Linked DNA regions of Homo sapiens: region 2 is linked to region 1. The links are chromatin loops, found by intact Hi-C in ENCODE. Cell type or tissue: heart right ventricle. All regions are shown on one strand. Links, peaks and the distances in the headings refer to the core of each region. The heading gives the core; the rest is flanking DNA.

The links. Hi-C counts contacts between places; a loop is a spot of excess contacts. Peaks named below come from ENCODE experiments on the same cell type or tissue, not always from the same donor. Only the 100,000 strongest peaks of a DNase experiment are listed, where the experiment ranks them.
Region 2: it touches region 1 in a loop (3-fold over the local background); 21 of 110 quality-filtered maps call a loop at or near these places.

The regions. Positions count from the first base shown.
Region 1 is chr6:41,023,692-41,033,613 of GRCh38, forward strand. It overlaps UNC5CL (unc-5 family C-terminal like), which reads right to left. Exons shown (of 9, transcript NM_173561.3): 4 at 9,193-9,455; 5 at 8,345-8,446; 6 at 7,990-8,057; 7 at 6,964-7,064; 8 at 6,697-6,810; 9 at 3,204-4,904. The coding sequence ends at 4,682. Among named protein-coding and RNA genes, the nearest start is that of UNC5CL, 11 kb to the right of the region's middle. RefSeq lists enhancers at 4,018-4,087, 4,158-4,357 and a silencer at 4,498-4,607. In heart right ventricle, for the core only: CTCF peaks have their summits at 4,485 (motif pointing left) and 4,687; a DNase peak (open chromatin) is centred at 4,470; H3K4me3 peaks cover 1,488 bases; H3K27ac peaks cover 1,306 bases.
Region 2 is chr6:39,343,869-39,353,790 of GRCh38, forward strand. It overlaps KIF6 (kinesin family member 6), which reads right to left. Exons shown (of 23, transcript NM_145027.6): 20 at 2,608-2,658; 21 at 1,832-1,921. It overlaps LOC107986594 (a long non-coding RNA gene), which reads left to right and starts at 7,383. Exons shown (of 4, transcript XR_001744111.2): 1 at 7,383-7,543; 2 at 8,023-8,080. RefSeq lists enhancers at 1-296, 971-1,472. In heart right ventricle, for the core only: a CTCF peak has its summit at 4,142 (motif pointing right); a DNase peak (open chromatin) is centred at 4,143.

The DNA.
Region 1 (9,922 bases), core at 1,323-9,322:
GGAAGCAAGCTCTCCTGTGTCTCTTCTTATAAGGGTGCTAATGCCATTCATGAGGGCTCCACCTTCATGACCTAATTACCTCCTAAAGGCCCCACTTCCTAATACCATCTTATTGAGGGTTAGGATTTTAACATATGAATTTTAGGGGCATAGAAACATTCAATCCATAGTACATCCTCAGTCTACTCTGCTGCCAGAACCTTGATATGGCACCTACTGAGTGAATGGCTGTTCTTAAGAAGGGAATTTGCTGCCTGAGGCTACAGCATGACCACACTCTGACTGTAGTAGACATCTGTCATATTTGTGGCTTCTCATCAACTTTTGAGTAGCTTTCCCGTATCTGGGGATATTCTCATGTAATAAGTCTCATCTCCCTAATATTGAAGTCAGAGATCGAGTCAGAGTTCAGAGCGTTCAGGTGTCTTTGCAGCTAAGATTCAGGGATGTGGTCTGAGCTCTCACAACCCAAGGCCTCCACTAGAGATTTGATTCAGAAGTGAGTAGCATAAAGAGCAGGCAGTGCACGGAGCTTCTGTTTTTGCTGGCATGGAAGGCAGCAGAGGCCTTAGCTTTCAGAAGTGGTGGTGAGGGGCCGGGCACAGTGGCTCACGCCTGTATTCCCAGCACTTTGGGAGGCCGACGGGGGCCAATCACGAGGTCAAGAGAGCAAGACCATCCTGGCCAACATGGTGAAACCCCGTCTCTACTAAAAATACAAAAAGAAATTAGCCAGGCGTGGTGGCGGGCACCTGTAGTCCCAGCTACTCAGAAGGCTGAGGTAGCAGAATGGCGTGAACCCGGGAGGTGGAGCTTGCAGTGAGCCGAGATCGCACCACTGCACTCCAGCCTGGGTGACAGAGCAAGACTCCATCTCAAAAAAAAAAAAAAAAAATGTGGTGGTGAGGTCTGGTTCCTGCCTCAGAAGTAGCATCAGTGGTGGTGGCAAGAGTGGCTGCAATAAAGTCAAGTTCCTGGTGTCCAGTGCTCAGTAGCAGCAGCCATAGTAATACCAGTTTCCCTCCATGATCTAGCCCTACAGCACAGTTTAGGGCATTGTTCTTGGAAACTTTACCCCAAATCTATTTCTCCACCCTCCAAATGATTGTTTGTCCTTCAGTTTCCTTTATTAAATCCCATCTGCCTCAACTAGCCAGAGTGAATCCTGTTGTCAGCAACCAACAACCCACTTGATGTGCTAGATAAGCCAGGAACACTGACCCTGAATCTACTGCCTCTACACCAGGCTGCAGTGTGAACCATTTCTGCAACAGAGAGTATCGGCCTGAACCTCATCTCCCATTGCCTTCTTGAGTCAGGTACAAAGAAGGATGGGAGGAAAGCGTACTTCCTTCTGACTCCCAGCTTTCCAGGAGCTCCTACAGAACAAGAATGTTTCTTCTTCACTGGATTGTTATCACCAACAATTTGTGCAGGGCTTAGCACAGAGTAGGTATTCAGCAAATGTTTGACGAATTAATAAATAAGTGAATGGTAAAAACACTATAAAGTTATACCCAGCTGGATTCCTAACCCAGATCTGTGCTGTCCATTAACAGTACCCACTAGCCACACATGGCCACTAAACAACTGAAATGTGGCTAGTGCAATTGAGGAACTGAATTTTTATTTTATTTCAGTGAACTAAAATTTAAAAACTGATACCTAATCCCATTTTTGGAAAACTTTTGGCTCATTTGTGTATGTAAATGTACATTTTAGCTATAAATTGTATAAAAGCTGAATACAGATGAAATCTTTCCAATGAAAAATTAGCATACAAATTGAGATGTGGTGTAATTGCAAAGTATACACCAGATTCCAAATAATATAAAAAAGAATGTAAAATATACTATTAATGTTATATTGATTACATGTGGAAATAATATTCTGAATATATTAGGTTAAATGAAACATTAAAGTTGACTTCACCTATTTCTATTTACAATTTTTGATGTGACTACTAGAAAGTGTAAAATTATATATGTGGCTTTCATTGAATTTCTGTTAGCACAGATCTGAACATTAGCATAAATATTGCTCAGTGGTCAAAGGGGATGCCAAGGACACACATTTCCTCTGAGCACTAGAGGCTCCAACCCCACAGACCTAGGCCCAACCTTACCCTTTCATTTCCCCATCGCCTTTCCCCAGACTCCAAATCCAGCAGGAGGAAGTGTAGACGTGGGCCTCTGCAACATGTGAAAAAGCAGAAATCACAAACGCAGTGTTTTTCAGCAGGTGATTTAGGCAACTCTTCATCAGGGAAAGGGCTGGAAGTAAGGCCACAAGCAGTGATCAATTGTTTGCTATTTGAAGGCAATTCAAAAAGAAAAAAAAATCCCCAAGTGAACGTTCCTTGGGTGACCAGTGTGCCACCTCTGCATAAGTCTATGAAATCAAAGGCCCTGGGACAGCCTCTAATATGGTAGCTTCATTCCAAGGAAGAGTTTAAAGCACAAAGAAGAGCTGTTCTAGTTAGTATGAGTCAGGGCTAAATGTTAAGTCTCCTGATGCTCACTGGGGCACACCATCTCTCAGCATTAGGTGCCAATACATAACATGCCAAATGGGTTTGATGTGAGAAAGGAAGTGTCTGCCTTATAGGAATCACTTGGCCTGCATCTACCCCAGGATTTCCAAGCCTCCCTTTGCCAGCACTGGAAACGCATTTTGAGAAATTGGAGTTGGGGCCAGAAAGCATTCTATTCCCATCACTGGAATCTGTGTGGCTTCTATTTGCAACTCCAGTAGATGTGAAACTCTTAAAATGATTTTTTCCAGGGTAGGAAGGAACACAATGATGTCTTTGGCTAAACAGTGCCGGGCTACTGCACAGTTCAATCCTGAGCTAAGTGAAGGGGGAAAAGTCCGGGGCACTAATCTGGCGTGACTGGCAGCACCCGATGGGGTAAGGAGGACAGATGAGAAGGGTAGGAGAGGACTGGTGGGGATAGGGGAACAGGGAAGGGATGGAAAGGCCTGCTTCTGAAGGCTTGCATCTAACAGAAAAGGAAGGGAACCTCCCTGACTTACCATGCGGGACCCAGGTAATTTTCATACTGGAAGCACAATCTACAAAATGCTTCCCTCCAACCCATCCCCATAGGTACAATTTTACCAAATAAAATCATTCATACTCACATCCAAATTTGCCAATCTGAGCAAAATATAGTTAGTAACAAAGGAAGGCAATTTTCATATTTTATCATTCATCATAGAAAAAAAGCTTTAATATTTTTTAATTAAATACAGAAGAAAATTGTGTTGCCAGAGAGATTGTTTGCCTGCCTTTGAACAAATTAACAACACCTGTTTGCAAACAAAAGAATTTCCAGAATGGAGTCAAACCCTTTATTCTCTGTTCAGGACCCAGCCCATTCATGTCTTTTGTATACAGTATCAAACACATAGTAGGTGCTGAATAAGTATCTGCTGACTGAATGGGGTGCCTCTTTTATCCCTATCCTTTATTTCCCAACCCTAAACTGGATCTTGATCCATGGGGAAAATATCCCCACCCATCCATTCCTAGAGTAGCCCTGTCTCTTTCAACAGTCTTTGATACATAACATTGGTTTAGAGACATATGCCTGAAGGGAAAAGAGGGAGGGTTTCAGGCAGAGAAAGAAACACACAAAGACAGGGCACAGAGACTAGGCAGAAACAAAAAGATCTAAGACAGAGAGAGAGAGTAACTGAAACACAGGTGCAGAGCGGGAACAACTGTGGGAGACAGGGACAGAAAAACCAAGTCAGAGAAACTTAAAACGCACACCATTGGAGATAAAGAGATAAAAGGGCTGGGCCAGAATGATCATCTTGAAGTTTCTACTCAGCTTTAATGTTTTCTGATAGAGAAAATGGCAGAGAGAGAGGAAGACACGGCCTAAGCAGGAGGATAAAGAGACAAAGGAAGTTAGTAGAGGCAGAGGCAGCCAGCCAGGCGTGCCTAGCCGGGAAGCCTGGTCCTACCCCGGCCTCACACCCACGGGGATGGGCTCCCATGCCCACTTTCGGCTCCTACCTTAAGTCCAGCCACCCTCTTCCCCTACCCGCCCCTAAAGATCTCCAAACCACTCGGCAAATCAAATCCTCTCTCCCCAACATCCTCCGTGAAGCATTCTCGCTGCTCCAGCCCGCACTCAGCTCTTCCCCTCTCAACTCCTAAAGCCACACCCACCTCCCCTAACCACAGGGCAGGGCTGTTTTCGAGTTTGCCCTTGGCTCCTATGAGCACATCTTGACTCCTGCAAAAGAACTGTGTGCTTGTCAGGGCTCCAGACCCTACCTCCTATATTCCAGTATTCTTCATGACACCAGCCCAATGCCCGGTCTTCCTAAGTGCTCAGTGAATACTTTAGGGCCTGACCGGCCCTAAAGTGCACGCGGGGACCGTGGCCGTCCCCTGGTCAGTTTGGCAGGCTGGCCACGCTGAGGCCATCTCCTGGGCTCCTGCGCCCTCTGCCGGCCAGGAGGGGACCCGCACGCGGGACAGCTCGCGGCCGGAAGGGCGCGCCTGCTGCTGGGAGGCTGGCGAGGACGCGGGCGGCCCTGGCACCGTCCGAGGGTTCTGGGAAGGGTGGTGGGCACAGCCAGGAACAGCTGCTGTGTTCCTCTTAGGCGTAGGAGAACAACCCCTCTCGCCCCTACACCTCCTCCGGCCCTGCCCGCTGGGCGCTCAGAGCTTCTCGTCCAGCTCCAGGCCCTGGTTATCCCGGGCGCCCCCGCGCTCGGGGCCTGGGCTGCCGCCGTGTGTCCCACTCAGGTAGTTCTGGATGGCGGAGGCGCAGTCTAGCCGCTCCATGACGGTCATGAGGTAGTGCAGCTCCTGCAGGCTGCCGTTCTGCTCCTCAAACAACTCCAGGATGGCCGCTGCGGGGCTGCGCTGGCAGGACAGGAACCTGGCCCGAGGTAGGGGAGGAAGAGAAGGGTGTAGGAGCAGGGAGGGGCTCCCCCCCTGCTGCAGGCTCCCTGGGCTGCGCAGCGCAAGGTCCGTCCCTTCCCCATCCTGTAGCTTTTGTCCTTGTCCTGCTCTTGCCTGCCTTCCAGGGCACAGGAGGTGGGAAGCCCCAGGGCTTTGAAACTTGAGATTGTCCTGGCTTGGAGGCCAACTCTGACCCCTACTCCTCTCTAGGCTTCAGTTTCCTCTTATTAAGATGAGGGCTTAGACAAGAGGACCTCTAAGTTTGCTACAGTTCTGATGTTCTGTAATTGCCTTCTCTACCTCCCCCACTCCAAATACACCCCTAGCCTCCCCCTAGCCTCCTAACTCCCTCCTTCCTCCCTCTCTCCTAGGCCACAACATCCTGCTCACTACTAAGGAAACAGTTGCTGTAAACCATGGCTTTTTATCACGACTCTCCCGTCCACTAAAACCTTCCAGAGTCTCTCACCTCCTAACCAGCCCACGCTCCATGAGCCTTTCTGGCTCATCCAGCACCTGGCCTTGCCCTGTCTTTATGCTTTCTCTCCTTTCTCCCATCCTGAACCCCCTTAGCTCAGGCCTCTCTCTTTCTCGCCTTGCACACACTACACCCACAGCCACCTCTGCTACTCCCCAAAACAAAATGGCTGATCTCTTCCCCATCACTTCCTCCCTGAAGCCCTTTCTAGTTCACCCCTCCCAGGTGGAAGAGAACATTCTGCATCCCTCAGTTCAGACTTCTGGTCATAACGCCCGCAGTTCATTATTATTCTTGCTTCAGCTGTTTTCTGTCTCTCTTCAATGTGTTATACAATACTGGATTCTTACAGGAAGGCACAAGGAACACTTGCCTTTATTTTTCAAGCTCTCTGAACCCTTTACTAGTGTGTGCGCTCCTAGGCGCCGGGACCATGCCTCATTCATCTTGTATCATAGTGCTTAGCACAGTTTCCAGGGCATAATAGGTACTTGATAAATGTTTAAATGAATGATTTAAAAATCCACCCTGTAGTTTGCAGACCAGCCTGGCCAACCTGGTGAAACCCCGTCTGTACTAAAAATAAAAAATTAGCTGGACATGGTGGCGTGTGCCTGTAATCCCAGCTACTCGGGAGGCTGAGGCAGGAGAATTACTTGAACCCGGGAGATGGAGGTTGCAGTGAGCCAAGATTGCGCCATTGCACTCCAGCCTGGGCGACAGAGCAAGACTCCGTCTCAAATAATGATAATAATAATAAATAAAAATCCACCCTGTTTTCAGGGTCCAGCTCTAGCCCCATCACCAGGATAAAGTCTTCCCTGACCGCTGCACTCATAGTGTAGTTTCTGGAGCTTAGCTCAGTATTCTCCTGCTTTCTGAGTTCCTTGACAGGGATCATGACTGCACTGTCACCATTATTGATAACATTTATTGAATTAACAAGTGTCAGGCACCCAGCTACATGCTTTACACACATTATCCTATAATCTGTCTTGCTCCTCCTCAGGGCATAGCATGGCAAGCACTCAACATGTACCAAATAACTTCCATGTTAATGGATTCACTGTTAAATGTTAATTGAGCACCTACTATGCACCAGGCATCATTCTAGGTACTGATGATACAGTGATTAATAGAGCTGCCCTTTTATGGGAAATAGGGTGGACAGTAGCCATTCTCTGACTTTTAAGTCACTCCCTTGCCTGTGATCCAGTCTCCAGAGTGTCCTGAGGAACCCCATTCCAGCCCACCCTCCTCTACCATCCACAGACCTCACCCCTCTTCCTACCGGATCTTCATGCCGCAAAGCCCCAGGTGGGAGGCCAGTCTGCGCCAGTCATTGCCGGTGATGCTGTTTGGCTCCAATAACATCCGCAGCTGCTCAAAGAGCTCTGGGGGCAGCCTTAGGCAGGGAAAAGGGTGTTCTTGGAAGAAAGGGACAAACAGACCCACTCTGGTTCTCCCATATGCACCCTAAATGCTGTAGTCACCCTGTGGGTGCCAGGGTAGGAACCCAACATCCCCCAGGCAGCAGCCCAAGCAACCCCCGTCTCACCTATTGCATGGGGGCGGCTGGGAAACAGGTGGTGGCGCTGCCCAGGATTCCTCCTCTGATGCCTGGAATCTGAGGATTTCCATATACTTGGTCTCCAAGCCCTGAGTCAACACAGGGCAGGGAACACACTTAGGGGTCACAAGCCATCCCCCTGAGTAAGAAGCTGGAGTCCTACCTCCATTCCTCATGTCTCTCCTTCAGTCTGTCACTCAGAGCCACCTTACCAGGAGATACAACCCTGCTCCACCCAGCACCCTCTACCCACTGTCTCCCTGTGACTTCAGAACCGCACCTTCAGCCTTATGTTTGCCCCTGAGCTCTTTGGGAACTGGGACATGAAGACCAGAGTGCAGCCTGAGCCACCAGGGGAAGTCCTGGGTGGGGCCGTGGAGCAGTGGGAGGTCATCCAACCATAGAGACACTGATCTCAGCCATATGTGTACCTTCCTCCATTCCAACCTTCCCTTCCTCTTCTCCAAGTGACAACAGGGTATCTGCCTGCCCTCCACTAAGGTGCCACTATGGTTCCCCAAAGACTCTCAACTCCGATTTCTTCGCATCTTCCCTTGGTGCAGCAGGAGAGGAGAGATACCTAACTCCCAGCCTGCCTACTCAAGACCCTCTTCCTGGTCACTTCCCACACTGAAAATACAAAACATCATCTCTCAAATCCCACACTGAAGATACCAAACATCATCTCTCAAATGTAGACAATCAGCCTAGAAAGAAACCATATCAACTTGATGCCCCAGTTCTCTGAGTTGGGAGAAGGGGTTAAACTAGGGTTTGGTTCTTTTAGCTTCCTGCTGGATTCATCCACCGATAGACAAGGAGAGTCAGGGATGAGGGTAACTTGGAGCCCAGATGATCTCAGCCCCTCAAAGAGCTGGTATGGGGGCTCTATGGAAAGTGCCATCTTTACCTATGTGATTAAGACCATAGTTACTGGGCACCAGACCCTGTGCCCACTTTGCCTAGGATTTCCCCCAGGCCCTGCCCTTCCTCTGCCCCTCAGCTCCAACTCACATCCTGGAAGGTGTGCATGGTGACAATGATCTCATTGGTTAGTGCTGAACAGTCCTCATTCTCATCGGCTATAAAGAGAAGGTGACAGCGTGGCCAGTGAGTGAGGAAACGGCCTGGGGTAAGAGCAGGAGAAGGTAAGGGACTCTATAGTAAGACTTGGGAAATCTGAGGAAGCTGGGGTCCAACACTCCATTTTTCTCTCTGCAAAGATCTGTGTGGCTCCTGGCCTTTCAGGGAAGGTCTGTGTGCATGGCTGCATGGGGGTCTGCAGAGCTCCAGGGTTACTGGGAGGGAAGGAGAGGAGACAGGATGGGAAAAGAGAGGGGAGGAGGTACACACAGGGCTCCCGGACTACCTGCTTTTCTCCGGAAGCAGAAGGAGCGGAAGGGGCACTTTCCATGCCAGATGTGGAGATGGGGAACCAGCTGGCAACTGCTGTCATCCACATTCTCCCAACCTGGTGAGTAGGCAGACAGCAGAGGGCCTCAGAGAGTGGGGCCTTAAACAAGTATTGAAGGGGGCTGTGGGGAGGCATGAGGACAGAACAAAGGCAGGAGGGTCTCAAGGGAATGGGAATCCCCAGAGCCTGGGCTGGGACCCCAAGAGGGCCCTTGCACTATAAAAGCCTTCCATCCTTTCCTGCTTCTGTGGGGTATAACCCCTCTCCTTCCCACCTGCCACCTGGCATCACCCTGTCCAAGGAGTGAGTGGCAAGGGCTCAGTAGACAGCAGAGTGGTCAAAGCCCTGGGGGCTCCATGAGGCTACTGCTGGCCCAGAGGTCACAAACAGACTTGGGGCCTGGTGTGGTGGCTCACACCTATAATCCCAACACTTTCAGAGGCCGAGACGGGTAGATTACTTGAGGTCAGGGGTTCGAGACCAGCCTGGACAACATGATGAAACCCCGTCTCTACCAAAAATACAAAAAAATTAGCCAGGCATGGTGGTGGGCACCTGTAATTGCAGCTACTCAGGAGACTGAGGCAGGAGAATAACTTGAACCCAGGAGGCGGAGGTTGCTGTGAGCCAAGATCAAGCCACTGCACTCCGGCCTGGGCAACAGAGCGAAACTCCATCTCGGGAAAAAAAAAGAGAGAGAGACTTGGGATCCCCAGATCTCCAGATGTCCAGGGGAGGCCCAGAACCCTTCATTCCTGTGGGGCTCCCGATCATCCTATCCCACAGGCCACTGCCTCCCTCACCCTCTGAGATGTACGTGAGCTTCAGGCACTGGTCGCCCCTAGCCCCATTGAAGTCGAAGAGCTGGCAGGGCCCACGCAGGCGCCCACCATGGGGCTGCTCGTTGGTCAGTGCCCACTGCAGGGCGCAGGGCGTGTTGTTGAGGAAGTAGATACGCAGTTGCAGATGGGACTGTCCTGGCACCAGCGGTGAGCAGAATACGGCCAGCTGCAGCCATTTGCGGGCTTCGCGCCCCACAGGTGCCTCCAGCACACAGGTGTAGAGGCTGCAGAGGGAGCCAGTGGCAGGCACTAATGTGCAGGGAAGGCTAAGACACCAACACACTGCCACCAGCCTCCTGCCACCTGAGGGGCCTCTGTGGGGCCTTCAAGGAGGTTCAGAGAACACTCGAGGGGAGCACTTAGGGAGGAACTGGTAGGTTGGGGATGAAAAGTGAGCATGTCACAGTGACTGGTGACTGAATGGGGAGGAGAGCTGGCAGGGGAGAGAGGGAAAGTGGGCTCAGGGTGACCATGCTTGGGAGGGCACCCGCACATGGCCCTATTCCTGTCAATGGGTGGCAAGGAGGCTGGGAGGCAGAGGACCTAGGACTCTAGAAAGACAAAGAGAAGAAGGACAGAGATGGAATGGAGTCTTAGAGAACTGGTGCTAAGCCTGGGGACAGTCCTGAAAGGGGCACAGTGTAGAGAGAGATAATTTGAAAGACAGAGAGAGATGGGAAAGACAGGTCCC
Region 2 (9,922 bases), core at 902-8,901, 1.7 Mb before region 1:
TTATATTTCCAAAATGCTTTTCCATTTTAGGTGACTGATCTCACTCAGAAAGCTACATGACACGGCTGGCCTGCTTCTCACTCCCTCCTACCTTCTCTGTGTGGCAGCCACACTAAGCCTCTTGTCATGCAAATTGGGTCAAGTCATTCCCTGCCATAGACCCTGATATGGTTTGGCTGTGTCCTCACCCAAATCTCATCTTGAACTGTAGCTCCCATAATTTCCACGTGTTGTGGGAGGGACCAGGTGGGAGATAACTGAATCATGGGGACGGTTTCCTCCATACTGTTCTCGTGGTAGTGAATAAGTCTCATGAGATCTGATGTTTTCATACGAGGTTTCCCCTCTCACTTGGCTTTCATTCTGTCTTGGCTGCCACCATGTAAGACGTGCCTTTCACCATGATTGTGAGGCCTCCCCAGTGACATGAACTGTGAGTCCATTAAATCTCTTTTTCTTTATAAATTACCCAGTCTCAGGTATGTCTTTATCAGAAGTGTGAAAACAGACTAATACAGACCCTTTAGTGGCTTTTCACCACTCATGGAATAAAACTTAAACTCTGTCCCATGACCTACCAGGCTGTGTATGATATGACCCCGGGTCAGGGGCTCCAGCTGCCCCCTTTTCTTTCAGTGACTTGCATTTACCAAGCCACTTCCAGCCTCAGGGCCTTTGCTCTGATGCTTCCTCTCCCTGGACTGCCCTCCCCACCACCCGTCACATGGCGGCTGTGCTTTCTCTCGCTGCCTTCTCTATCCTCTTACCACCACCACTCTTGTCCTCCCATCCCTGATTTACCCAAACCAGCACCCCTTAACCTGGGGCCCATCAACTTCTGTGCCCAGCTTAGATGTCATATCATTCAGTGCTGTGTCCTCAGAGCACCCTCATTCCCCACGTGGCTTAGCTAGTTGACCTCAAGGCAGAGATTACTGTTCTCCTGTCTCTCCTTAAAAACAGAATCATATTTAGCTAAGTTGCCACAACTAAAAAAACTACCTTTCCCAGACTCCTTTGCTGCGATGTGTGGCCGGGTGACCAGGTGCTGGCCAATGAGATTTGTAAGTAGAAGTGTTGTGTGGGAATCTCCTTAGAAAGGGAGGGCTGTGTGTGCCCTCCCCCATCCCCTTTTCCATCCAGCTTCTCCATATAGCATTCCCCTTCAGCAAACTCAGAGCAGTACACTTGCCTGGCCTTGCCAACTTTCCGTCCATCCTCACCCCTGTGCCTCTGCACAGCAGGAGGTGGTAGCCACTTCCTTAGAAGGCAGTAAGGACGGTATGTAACAAGGGGCTGGCCATTCCCGCAGGTAGTTTGGGTGTTGGCTTTCCCGCTGCAGGCCAGCCGGAAGCACTAAAGCAGAGTCCAGGCAGGCAGGGCAGAGGCTGTGCTGGTGAAAGAGGCTGAGCAGCCATTCTAGCCGGAGGATACAAATGCCCATGGTGCTGATCAACTCTGGTAAGCCTGGAAGCAAATGCTGCTGGGTCTTCAGGCCAGGCTTGTCAGCTCCCTGCTCTGCTCTGTGGTGGGGCTGCCCTGGGCTGGCTCTTTCCCTTTCTGGCCCCCAGGTACGTCTATTCACAAGAAGATATGAAACAACTCTGCCCAACACAGGGCCCTGGTGACTGTGGGAGAAAACCTCCCCGCTTTGAGTTGGCCTGTGTGAGAGATTCCAGGGAATTCCCAGGGGACCAGGGCAGAGGCCAGACCTGGGTTCTGTCTGTGTGGCTACTGGACGAGGGGCTTTTTCGGGGAGTAGACTGGAGATGGAGGCCCACTCCGCCCACTGCAGGGGCTGTCACAGGCATAACAGGAGAAGACCACAGACCTGTCTTCCAGTGGGGTGCTGGTGCTGCTCTGTTTCTGGCTGTGTGGACTGGGGCAAGGCGAGGGCAGGATTTTCCTGGCATTCACATCACTGCAAAACACAAACAAACAAAAGCAAAAGGAATGGGGGCAAATTTATAGAAGGAAATTCAGGGTTTATATCTAGGAGCTGTTATGGACTGAATGTGTCCTCTCAAAATCCCTATGTGGACACCCTAATTCCCAGTGTGATGGCATTGGGCAGTGGGGCCTTTGGGAGGTGAATAGATTTAGATGAGGTCCTGAGGGTAGGGCCCCTGCACTGGGATTAGTGTCCTTATAGGTATAAGAGGAGGATGAGAAACTACAGTGCTCTCTCTCTCTCTCTCTCTCTCTCTCTCTCTCTCTCCCCCCCCTCTCCCTCCCCCCCTCCCTCTCCCTCTCCCTCCCTCTCCCTCTCTCTCTCTCTCTCTCTCTCTCTCTCTTTCTCTCCTATGTGAGCACACAATAAGAAGGAGGTGCCAGCAAGCGAGGAAGGAAGCCCTCAGCAGGAACTAAATCTGCTGTGCTACGGACTGGAGGTTTGTGTCCCTGAAAAGTCATGTGTTGAACCTAATCTCCAATGTAATGGTAGTAGAGGTGGGGCCTTTGGGTGGTGATTAAGTCATGAAGGTAGAACTCTCATGAATGGGATTAGAGTCCTTATAAAAGAGACATTGGAGAGCTCCCTTGCCCCTTCCACCATGTGAGGATGCGTCGAGAAGACAGCTGTCTATGAACCGGGAAGGGGGTCCTCACCAGACATCGAATCTGCCAGTGCCTTGATCTTGGACTTCCCAGCCTCCAGAACTGTGAAAAATAAACGTTTGTTGTTTGAGCCACTCAGTCTATAGTATTTTGTTATAGCAGCCTGAGCAGACTAAGACAAGAGCCAAGAGTCCTGTCTTGGATGGTTTACACAGTAATTTTCTTTTTTTCTTTTTTTTTGAGATGGAGTTTCACTCTTGTTGCCCAAGCTGGAGTGCAGTGGCATGATCTTGGCTCACTGCAACCTCCGCTTCCTGGGTTTGAGCAATCCTTCTGCCTCAGCCATCCAAGTAGCTGGGATTACAAGCATGCATCACAACACCTGGCTAATTTTTTGTATTTTTAGTAGAGATGGGGTTTCACCATATTGGCCAGGCTGGTCTTGAACTCCTGACCTCAGGTGATCCACCCACCTTGGCCTCCCAAAGTGCTGGGATTACAGGCGTGAGCCACTGTGCCCGGCCTACACAGTAATTTTCATTGTTAGAGCATGCATCTGTTGGCTGTAGCAGCTGAACAACAAACGATGGCCACAACTGTCATTGATAGACACGCCAGGCTTCGTGAAAGTGCTCTGCAAATATCATGCCATTTAATCCTCTCAATGACCTAAGAGGTAGATGTCATCGTCTCCATTTTATACATGAGAAAACTGAGGCTTAGACAGATTAAAGAAATTCTAAAGTTATCCAGCTGGTAAGTGGCAGAATCGGGAACTACTCAGGATTCTTTGAGGCTTCAGAACCTGTGCTCTCAGCCACAATGCCTTCTAACTGGGCTTGACTCTGTGGCATTCTAGGAACACACGCTGGCCTACCCCTGACCACACTGCCTGCCCCTGGGACCTAGCTTCATGCTGAGAGAGGAGTCAGATCCAACAGCTCATTAGATGCAGCTGTGCCTGCTCACCTAGGCTGCTGACATGTGCGCCTTGCCTTGGATTCCTGGCCAAGTGCAGTGGAACCCAGAAGCTCCTCTTGGGAGGTGAAGAGGCGCGTGGACACGGCTGGTTGGAGGCCAGTGTATTCCACATGCCTGTGGTTACAAGGTCCTTACTCTAAGTTGTGCTGTAAGGAGATCTTCCTCGCTTCCTGCCTGGAGACAACCTCAGAGCTGGAAGAGGCCTAAGAAGTCACCTGGGTACAACCCTCCTTTTACACTCTGGGGACACTTGGGCTGAGAGGCAGGCTAGGGTTAGAGACAGGTGAGCCGGCTCCGCGGAGTCTGCATCTTCAGTCCAAGGTACTCTACAGACCTGACAAACTGCGTGTCTCACTCATGAGTATGGCCCCTTCCCCGGCTCTGGCCTTCCGCCTTCCGATCTCAGCCAATGGCAAGGCTGCTTCCATAGGTCACGACTGTGGTCAAACAAGCAAGAAAAGACACCAGAGCCTGGGGAAGCCCCCCCTCACCCACCAATGTCCATTTCCTAGCAGTGGAGAGACTTTCCACGAGGTGCCCTTCATGGTGGGAAAGCAGAGATCCCTGTGCTGGGTCTAGTGAGGACCGATGTAGGACCAGAGGTAGCCACCAGGTGGCAGGCTCTGCACGCTTTTCTTCAGAGAACAGTAACCAATTCTCAAGGCTCCTGCTGAGTGGTTCCTGGTGCAGCCTGGAGAAGGGAAGGAGAAAGGGCTTTCCATCCTGCAAGTGCTTTCATGACAACGGGTCAAGGTCAGTTTGGAAGCTGTAGCAAATTTGCAAGACCAAGGCACTGGCACAAAAATGGCTCATTCACTCAGTGGCTTCCCAGTGGAGCCTTGGCTCAGGTTCCAGGGAGAGTTCACAGGTGCCAAACTATTGAAAGGTGGGAGGGGGTGGAAGAGGATGGAGAGATGGATGGGGCAGGGTAGAAGGGCACGATCACACCGTGGCCAATAGGGGCATCTAGTACTCTTTGCGGAGGCCCAGCTGCCCCACCTCATGCAGGAGGGCAGTGCAATGGAAGGCTGGGGGCTCTCGAGGGAAATGACTCCTCAAACCTGTAAGCTGCTCAAGCATCCTGTTCCTGGATGCCACAGCTTGGTTTCTGTAATTCTGGGGATGATGCCATAAATGACCTCTGCCCTCTCCCTTTGCCCAACCAGCCTTTGACACCGAATTAATTTCTCATGTTGACGCCCCTCTGGAGAGAGAACATACCAGCCATCAGAATGAAGTATCTTCCTTAATAAGGATTAATAAGCCATATTAATAGTAATTAGGCCTTCTGGGTTGCCAATCAGAGTGTTTAGTGGGATCAGCTTCCAGGACCTGAGCATCCCTGGGGAAGTGATGAATCAGGTTTCTTTCAGAACCTGATGAGCAGAAGACCAGCGCCCCGCTACCCCCAGTTCCCCACCTGCGGCAATTCTCAGGAGCAGCCGCTCTGGAGCTCGGGCAGCAACAGCCGCTGGGCCCTCGCTCTCTCACCCTGGCGGCTCTGACCGGGCACTGACCGGGCAACATTTATCTGCTCACAGAGTGACCGTGTCGGAGGGACCTTTGCACATCTTACAGATGAGGCAAGGGAATCCCAAAGTGGGGAGCTGGCTTGCCCGAGGGTGTGCTGTCGGAGGGGCCATGACTGGGATTCATGTGATTCAAATCTCAATAAAGGGGACTTGTTGGAGGTGGTCAATAATGACGTGACACACACCTTTGAAGTCCAGGGTTCTCGACTGCAGGGTTAAAGGTCTCTAGGCAAGCACATCCAGGAATCATCTTAAGTTGGAATACCTAAGGAATCTCCAGGAATGCCCAAGGCCAAGACAAGGTGGAAGGAGCACTATTCTGATGGGTGGCACAGCAGACAGTCCCTGGAGGCCTTGCCCAGGGGCTACTCCTTAGACCTATTCCACCATGGACTCTCTCGGAGATGCCGGCGGATAAAGGCTGGCAGCGGCATGATCAACAAACAAGCAGTAAAGAGGCAGCCCTGGCTGCAAGGGAGTATGACAAAGGGAATGAGGCAGAGAGGAGGAAGAAAAGGAGAAGGGGGATGTAAGGCAGGAATAGAGATAGGCAGAGCTGACAGTGGAGGGAGGGATGGGAGAAGAGGCGAGTGGAGGAGGGAAGGAGGCAGGCAGAGGGCAGGGGGAGCAGTGGGTGGAAGGAAGAAAAGGCACTTGCCATGGAGTGTGAAGGTCTAGGTTTAATTTGTGGCTCTTTTTTTTTTTTTTTTTTTTTTTTTTTTTTGAGACAGGGTCTTGCTCTGTCTCCAGGCTAGAGTGCTGTGGTGTGATCTCAGCTCACTGCAACCTCTACCTCCTGGGTTCAAGCGATTCTTCTGCCTCCGCCTCCTGAGTAGCTGGGACTACAGGCACGCACCACCATGGCTGGCTAATTATTTTTGTCTTTTTAGTAGAGATGAGGGTTCACCATATTGGCCAAGGCTGGTCTTGAACTCCTGACCTCGTGATCCACCCACCTTGGCCTCCCAAAGTGCTGGGATTACAGGTGTGAGCCATCATCCCTGGCCTAATTTGTGGCTCTTTGTGTTATTAACTACAGAGTTAAAGCATCTCATTCCCTTTCGGGGCCTCAGTGTCCTCATTTACAGAATGGGGAGGCTGAACTCTGGGTTTCTCAGCTGAAATGGCAAGGGCCAGTCACAGGGAATTCTGGGTTTCCACACCTTAGAAGGTTGGCCTTTTAAGGAAACACAGCTTTACCCTTTAAAAATCCTGGCCTCTTGGGAAAATCAGACGGTGTGGACACATTGGAAGAGCGGATACCCCAGGCAGGAGGATCTGGTGGTGGGAAGCACATAAAGAAAGCGCCTTGTACAAAATATTACAAAATGTGGGCTGGTAAATGCCAACACCTACTAGATAACATTATGGACATGTGTCCCTAAAAGGCAGTCATTGATCCTAAACACAACTGCTGTGAGGAATGAGGGGAGTGCACGACTCCGACAGGCCTGGGTTTGAGTTCACCACTGATTAGCTGGTGACCCTGGGCAAGCTACTTCATCTCTCTGAGCCTGAATTTTTTCACCTGTAAAGTGGGGGACCATGATAGTAGGCACAGTGCTCATGTATTTTGCACCTGGCCCAGGAGGGCCCTCTACAAAGGCTACGAGATATTATTGCCGTCAGAGGAGAAGGCCAGTGCTGTCTCCCTTGGGAACGTGGGAATGCCAACAGCGAATCCTTCACGTGAGATGTTCACAGGGAATGTCTGAGACGCCATGATGGCCTGAGACAGGGTTCCCTACCTGGCTTACCGTGGCAGAGTTCTGTAGGCCCGTTACTACCAGCATCTAAAGCAAGTGGCAAGGATTTCTTTGTCAGAGGTGGAGCCCCTAGAGCTCTTCCTTTCCAGTCTCTGGCGGGGTTACTTTTCCTCTCACCTGCCTAGTGTGACCGTCCCATCCAGGAATGCTGGCACTCCAACAACTGTTGGAGGAGGAAATATGGGGCAGCCAGCCACTCAAGTTGAGGTGTTTTAACAAACACTGTTCAGGACACTCAGTGATCTCTGCCCAGGAATTAGAGCATCCAACCAGCTCGCCGGCAGCAACCACAGGGGACAGGGCTGAACAGCGCTCTAGGGCTGGCTGAGAGCCATCTTCCCCAAGACCCTTCTGCCAGCAGTCACCGAAGGGGCTTGGGGTGGGGGTGGGGACTCTGGGAGCAGGATTTTTGGAAAAGCTCCTGTGGGTGATCTGATGCACACCTTTCAAATTCAAGGTTCTGAACACTAGGATTAAACTTTTTTTTTTTTTTTTTTTTGCAAGCACAGTGTATTTCTTTTCTTTCTTTTTTTTTTCTCTTTTTCAGACAGGGTCTCGCTCTGTCACCCAGACTAGAGTGCAGTGGTGCAGATCTTGGCTCACTACAGCCTTGACCTTCTGGGCTCAAAAGATCCTACCATCTCAGCCTCCTGAGTAGCTGCGACTACAGGCATGTGCCACCACGCCCGGCTATGGATTTGTGGGGAGGTAAGGATATTTTCATATTTTGTTGTAGAGACGGGGTTTCACCTTGTTGCCCAGGCTGGTGTTGAACTCCTGGCTCAAGCGATCCACCGGCTTTAGCCTCCCAAAGTACTGGGATTACAGGCATGAACCACTGTCCCTGGGCAAGCATAGTGTATTTCTACCTTGCATCTGTCGGGCCCCTTGCTGACACACCTGCCCCTCTCTCTCTCTCTCACACACACACACATGCACATGTACACACTTCAATGTCTTTGAAGCCAAAGGAAAAATGAGAGACAGGGCTTTCTACTCGCTGAGCAGGATATTGCTACCAGTAGAAGCTACCCAAGAGATCAGAAAAGAGGGTACAGAAATAGCCAGGGGTTCTGAGCCTCACAGCTGAAAGGAGAGCTTATTCTCATGGGGCAGATACACAAGGGCTCAGCACAGAGCCAGAGCAATGATTGAGGAAGCTGAATCCTCCTCGTTGTGTTTTTCAGATGTGCTGTGTGGAGTCCTGGAGTTTCAGCGAGAGGGCTCCGTGTGTGGAAGGTGCAGGTATACAGGGGTTGGAATTCAAATTTACTGGCCTCTAGAGGTTGGCAGGTGCCCAGGTGAATGCATGGAGTGGGCCAGGTGCAGGGCACAAATGCTAAGCTGCCTGCATTGCCATGGCATAGTGCAGCTGCCTAGTTATTCTGCTTCTGCAGTTTTAAAAATCAATAGACTATTATTTAGAGAAGTTTTAAGTTTACAGAAAATTGAGCAGATAGTACAGAGAATTCCCTTATACTCCTCTTCCCCACCTTTCAGTTTTCCTTATTATTAACATTTTGTATTAGTGTGATAAATTTGTTATAACTGGTGAATGAATATAGATACATTATTATGAACTAAAGTCCATGGTTTATGCAGGGGTTCACTCTTTGTGCTGTACAGCTCTATGGATTTTGACAAATGCATGACATCATCTATGCAACATTACAATATCATACAGAATAGTTTCACTGCCCCCAAAATTCCCTGTGCTCCATCTATTCATCCTTTCCTCCCTACAAGTCCATGACAACCACTGACTATTTCACTGTGTCCATAATTTTGCCTGTTCCAGAATGTTATATAGTTGGAATCATATAATACATAGTCTTTTCATATGAGCATCTTTCACTAAGCAATATGCATTGCAGGTTCATCACTTTTCATGGCCTGATAGCTCTTTTTTTTTTTTTTTGAGATGGAGTCTTGCTCTGTCACCCAGGCTGGAGTGCAGTGGCTTGATCTCGGCTCACTGCAACCTCTGCCTCCTCGGTTCAAGCGATTCTCCTGCCTCAGCCTTCCAAGTAGCTGGGATTACACGTGCATGCCAATATCCTTGGCAAATTTTTGTATTTTTAGTAGAGGTTGGGTTTCACCATGTTGGCCAGGCTGCTCTTGAATTCCTGACCTCAAGTGATCCACCCACCTTGGCCTCCCAAAGTGCTGGGATAACAGGCCTGAGCCACTGCACCCAGACTTGATAGCTGAATAATATTCCACGGTTTGTTTATTCATTCACTTTTTGGAGGACATCTTGGTGGCTTTCAGTTTTGGGCAATTATAAATAATTATACAAAAAGCTACTATGAACAATCATATTCTGTTTTTTTTTGTGGACATAAGTTTTCACCTCAATTAGGTAAATAACTAAAATGCAATTGCTGGATTGTATGGTAAGATCATATTTAGCTTTGCAAGAATCCATCAAACTGTCTTCCAAAGTGGCTGTGGGAGTGCAAAACCATTTTGCATTCCCTCTAGCAATGAACGAGAGTTCCTATTGCTCAACATCCTCACTGGCATTTGGAATTGTCATTTTTTGTTTTATTTTAGCCATTCTAATATGTATGTAGTGGTATCTCATTGTTGTTCTAATTTGTATTTCCCTGTGTGACACAGGATGTTGTGTACCTTGTCATGTACTTATTTGCCATCTGTATCTCTTCTTTGGTGAAGTGGCTGTTCAGATCTTTTGCCCACTTTTAAACTGAGTGGTTTATTTTCTTATTGTTGAATTTTTAGAGCTCTTTGTATACTTCAGATACAAGTCCTTTATCAGATATATGTTTTGCAAATATTTTCTCCCAGTCTGTAGCTTGTCTTTTAATTCTTTTAAAAATATCTTTTGCAGAGTGGTGTTTTAATTTTAAATAAAGTCCAACATCAATTTTTTCTTTCATGAATCTGCATTGTCTTCCAAAACACCAGGCTAGCCAAACAAAACACATCATGTCAGTTATTGACCCTGGGCTCAGGGGCTCACATAGGAGATGTGTCCTAAAACCAGAATGTGAGGCAGTGAGAGGGCACTGGGTCTGGGATGGCGGTGCTGTAGCCCTGGGCAGATGGACCCAGTGGCTCCTT